2 separate regions of the Homo sapiens genome follow, and region 1 is linked to region 2. Evidence: read pairs that join two places in POLR2A ChIA-PET (ENCODE). Cell type or tissue: IMR-90. All regions are shown on one strand.

Region 1 (2,500 bases), 130 kb after region 2:
CTCTGAAATTAATGTTACTGTTTGCATAGGATCACTGGCCTTTCGAAACCTGAATTAGCCATTCAGAAAACACTAGGTTTAACCAATACCATCAATTTGATTGTTGTTGTTATACTTATTTATTTTTGAGGCGGGGTCTTGCTCTGTTGCCCAGGCTGAAGTGCAGTGGTGCCATCTTGGCTTACTGCAACCTCCACCTCCCGGGTTCAAGCGATTCTCCTGCCTCAGCCTCCCGAGTAGCTGGGATTACAGGATTATACCTGTTTAATTTTTGTATTTTTAGTAGAGACAGGATTTCACCACGCTGGCCAGGCTGGTCTTGGACTCCTGACCTCAAGTGATCCGCCGGCCTCAGCCTCTCAAAGTGCTGGGATTACAGGCGTGAGCCACCGTGCTCGGCCTGTTGTTGTTATTTTTAATACCGGGATTTTAGATCTGATGAATTTCAATAAGCCAGCCACTCACCTGGAGAGGGTTCGCTGGGGTCCACTTTCTCTGCTTTCCTTACAGTCATGGTACTTTTATGTTTCTGCTTGACTGATGTTTGGTCAATTGCTGGAAGTTTGGAGTCACACTTAAATGCAGATATCTTGATAGATGACCTTGGTTCAGTTAGAGCATCCTCCTCACTAGAACTCTACCAAAAATGAAATACGTCTGAGTCTCAGTGGCCAAGTAGGTCAACTTTGTTAGGCAGAGAAAACAGAAATGAGGCAAATGCAGTGACCCTCTCCAGCAATAATCCTAGAGTCTTCTGCCAGGTCAACACGCCCGTTCACCAGAGAGATTCAGATGGACTGGGCAGAGCAACTTAGAAATAATGGCAGAGTTAGTGAGTCTGTTTTGTAGAACATTATGAAAGAATGCATTTTTCTGTGAGTGTGTTTTGTAGAACGTTATGAAAAGAATGCATTTCTGACCCTTAAGTAATTTGATGACAGATAAATAGCGCATGTGCTTTTAAACTTCTTATTGTTTGTTATTTGAACTACTTTGGAGATAGGCTAGAAGAAAAAATGTTCCTTATGTTAATCATACATTTGACAATGAAAAGGAAATGTAGATAGTGTGACGGAGGCAGATTAAATCAGACCTCAGTTTCAATACTCTGCGTTACTGGGTGCAACACGAGACAGACTAATCTTTTAAAAAGTCCCCTCCTTGTCACTCTTCTATAAAGAAGTCAGTATAAATCTATGCATGGACAAATCATGATTCCTGCTGTGTCAGAATATCTCAACACAGCCATGCCGACGCAATAAAAATTATCCAGGCATGGAACAGCTTTATACTTGGCCACACTTACACCCACCAAAGAAAGGATGAAAACAATATAAATATCAGAAACCTGGTCTTAAAGGTGATTTAAGTACAGCCTGATGGCTTTAGGTCCTGGTGTTGGTATGACTTGCTAGGCTATCCATTCTGCAACAAATAAATCACTAGGTTCCCCCTTCCCCGACCCTGGGGGGTCGTTGCGGTGGGGGTGGAGGGGGGCACTAAGCTCTCTCCTCCATTGCACATTAGTCCAGTGTTGGAAAGTCCTGTGAAAATGTGGTCTTTTGCAGGCATAGAATGCTAAATTAACATCCCTGGTACCTCCCCAACTGTTGCAATTTGTATTGATCTTGCTCACCGTTCTCCCTGTCAGTTGTGGCATTTTCATTTCACAGGCTCCTGACTCAGGAAAATACTCTGAGTAGCTTTGAATTATTGGGTGTGATGTAAGACAAACTAAATTCTAAAAAAGTCCTCTACTTGTCAGTCTTCTGTAAAGAAGTCTACATAAATCTACAGGTGGACACATCATTATGCTCCAAGATGATGAATCATATTTTAAATTTAGAGTTTGGATACAGCCTTCAAACAAATAATTCTTGTTTCTCCGCACAATTTCAGAAAACAGACCACCCTCAGATAAAAGAACCAGAAAAGCACAAGACACAACAAACTGACTGTTCTCCCCTTTCCTTTTCGATTTTGCTATTTAATTGAAATCCTTGCAAATAACTCTGAAATGTCAAAGATGAAACATTAGGTCATTTCTTTTTTCTTTTTTTCTTTTTTTTGAGACAAAGTTTCACTCTTATTGCCCAGGCTGGAGTGAAATGGTGCCACCTTGGCTCACTGCAACCTCCGCCTCTCGGGTTCAAGCAATTCTCCTGCCTCAGCCTCCTGAGTAGCTGGGATTACAGGCACCCACCATCATACCCGGCTAATTTTTGTATTTTTAGTAGAGACGGGGTTTCGTTATGTTGGCCAGGCTGGTCTCGAACTCCTGACCTTAGGTGATCAACCCATCTCAGCCTCCCAAAGTTCTGGGATTATAGGCGTGAGCCACTGTGCCTGGCTAAAACATTAGGTCATTTCTGAACATGAGATAGGTTCTCTATTCTCAGAAAAGAAAATGCGGGCACATTTTAAGTATGACACCTAAGAATGTCATTGTAATTGGGTCCTGGAAGTCACAGTCCTGGAACTGGGTCCCAAGAAGAGCATC
Region 2 (2,500 bases):
TTGCACTTCCCCCTGGCCCCTCGTCTCTCCTTCCGCCGCTGGGCACCAGCCTCTTGGCTCTGCACTCTCACAGCGCAGACCCTTCCACCTGCGCTCTGCTCCCCTCAGCCTCCCACTCCTCCTGATTTCTCTTTCTCTGACTGTGCATTCTGCCCTCCGCAGCTCTGGTTTTTGTTGTAGAAGAAGGACCAACTTCTTCCTAGTTTCCCCGGCCCCCCATGCCTCTGGTCTCTTGTCCTGCCCCAGCTTTCTCCACCTCCAGGCTTCTGCCCACGCACGATCACTTTGCCTGGTGTGCCTCCCCTCCCCTCTTCTTTCCCACCTTCCAGTGACCCTTCCTTCGAGACTCAAGGATCCTGGGGAGGACGCTGAGGGAGCCTGGTCCCTGCCTCTTGGGCTGACCTGGGGTGACGAGAGACAAGCACACAGACATGGCCCATGGTGACAAATCCCAGATTGGATGGGTGGCCTCTCTGTTTATCTCCTTCCCAGGGATCACCTCAGGAGGGCACATGTAGGGAACACTATAGCCAGCCTTCCTCAGCCTTCCCCAGCCTTCCCTGAAGGCAGCCGGGTGCGAGGCTGAGCAGTGGCCCCTTCCTCCTGTAGATGAGGCAGGAGTGTGGGCATGGCTGGCAGTGTTTCCCCCCGTCAGTCCTCTGGAAATGTAAATAGGGACAGAGTCGGTGGGACCAGGATTGATGGCACTCACCAGCTATGTGACCTCAGGCAGAGGCTCAAGTGTCTTCATTTATAAGATGGGAAAAATCAATACCTCTTGTAGAGGTATTATAAGATTACATACAAATGAGATCATGAACGTATGAGATATGTCCCTGGTACACTACTGGGCACAGAATAATTTCTTAGCAAACAATACTAAATTATTGCTATTTTTATTAGAAGAGAAAGGGTGGGTGAGGTGGCTCATGCCTGTAATCCCAGCACTTTGGGAGGCCGAGGCGGGTGGATCATGAAGTCAGGAGATCGAGATCATCCTGGCTAACACGGTGAAACCCCATCTCTACTAAAAATACAAAAAATTAGCTGGGTGTGATGTGGGGGCGCCTGTAGTCCCAGCTACTCAGGAGGCTGAGGCAGGGGAATTGCTTGAACCCAGGAGGCGGAGATTGCAGTGAGCCAAGATCATGCCACTGCACTGCAGCCTGGGCAACAGAGCGGGACTCCGTCTCAAAAAAAAAAAAAAAAAAAAGAGAAAACATGACTATCAAGGTTCCCAAATATGATAAAACACAGTCTTCAATATACAAAATCCTGCTGGACACGGTGGCCCATGCCTGTAATCCTGGCTTGAGCCCAGGAGTTCAAGACCAACTTGGGCAACATGACGAAACCCAGTCACTACAGAAAAAAAAAAAAAAAAAGCTGGGTGTCCTGGCTCATTCCTGTAGTCCCAGCTACTGGGCAGGCTGAGATGGGAGGATTGCTTGAGCACAGGAGGTTGAGGCTGTAGTGAGCCACGATTGCATCATTGCATTCCAGCCTGAGTGACAGAGTGAGACCCTGTCTCAAAAAAAAAAAAAAAAAAAAAAAAAAAAAAAAAAAAAAAAAATCCTAACTACAGCTGTCACCAGAAAGGAGGTCCAATCCAGACCCCAAGAGAGGGAACTCACGCAAGAAAGAATTTGAGGCGAATCCATAGGGAATAGTGAAAGCAGGCTTAATAGGAAAGTAAAGGAATAAAGAATGGCTACTCCATAGGCAGAGGAGTAGCACTGACGGCTCAGCTGCTTATACAATTGTTACTTCTTGATGATATGCTAAACAAGGGGTGGATTATTCATGAGTTTTCTGGGAAAGGGGTGGGCAATTCCCGGAACTGAGGGAGTCTTCCCTTTTTAGACCCTATAAGGTAATTTCTTGACGTTGCCATGACATTTGTAAACTGTCGTGGCGCTGATAGGAGTATCTTTTAGCATGCCAATGCGTTATAATTAGTGTATAAAAAAATGGGCAGTGAGAATGACCACAAGTCATTTTTTTTTTTTGAGATGGAGTCTCACTCTGTTGCCCAGGCTGAAGTGCGATGGCGTGGTCTTGGCTCACTGCAACCTCTGCCTCCCAGGTTCAAGCAATTCTCCTGCCTCAGCCTCCCAAGTAGCTGGGACTGTAGGCATGTGCCACTACACGTGGCTAATGTTTGTACTTTTAGTAGAGATGGGATTTTACCATGTTGACCAGGCTGGTCTTGAACTCCTGACCTCATGATCTGCCTGCCTCAGCCTCCCAAAGTGCTGGGATTACAGGCGTGAGCCACCACGCCTAGCCCAGAGATCACTTTTGTCACCTTTTAGTTTTGGTGGGATTTGGGTGGCTTCTATACTGCGTGCTGTTTTTTCAGCAAGGTCTTTGTGACCTGTGTCTTGTGTTGACCTCCGGTGTCATCCTGTGGCTTAGAATGCCTAACCTCTTGGGAACGCAGCCCAGGAGTTCCCAGCCTCGTTTTACCCAGCCCCTTTTAAAGATGGAGTTGCTCTGG

What was found. Peaks named below come from ENCODE experiments on the same cell type or tissue, not always from the same donor. Only the 100,000 strongest peaks of a DNase experiment are listed, where the experiment ranks them.
Region 1: POLR2A ChIA-PET joins it to region 2 with 21 read pairs; 2 of 35 experiments call an interaction of 5 or more read pairs at or near these places.

Annotation. Positions count from the first base shown.
Region 1 is chr17:62,759,370-62,761,869 of GRCh38, forward strand. MARCHF10 (membrane associated ring-CH-type finger 10) reads right to left here. Exons shown (of 11, transcript NM_152598.4): 4 at 466-637. Among named protein-coding and RNA genes, the nearest start is that of MARCHF10, 48 kb to the right of the region's middle. RefSeq lists an enhancer at 2,325-2,500. In IMR-90, no CTCF peak of the experiment used is centred here; a DNase peak (open chromatin) is centred at 972; H3K27ac peaks cover 812 bases.
Region 2 is chr17:62,632,310-62,634,809 of GRCh38, forward strand. All of the region lies in intron 1 of MRC2 (mannose receptor C-type 2), which reads left to right. Among named protein-coding and RNA genes, the nearest start is that of MRC2, 5.9 kb to the left of the region's middle. In IMR-90, no CTCF peak of the experiment used is centred here; a DNase peak (open chromatin) is centred at 1,432; H3K27ac peaks cover 1,260 bases.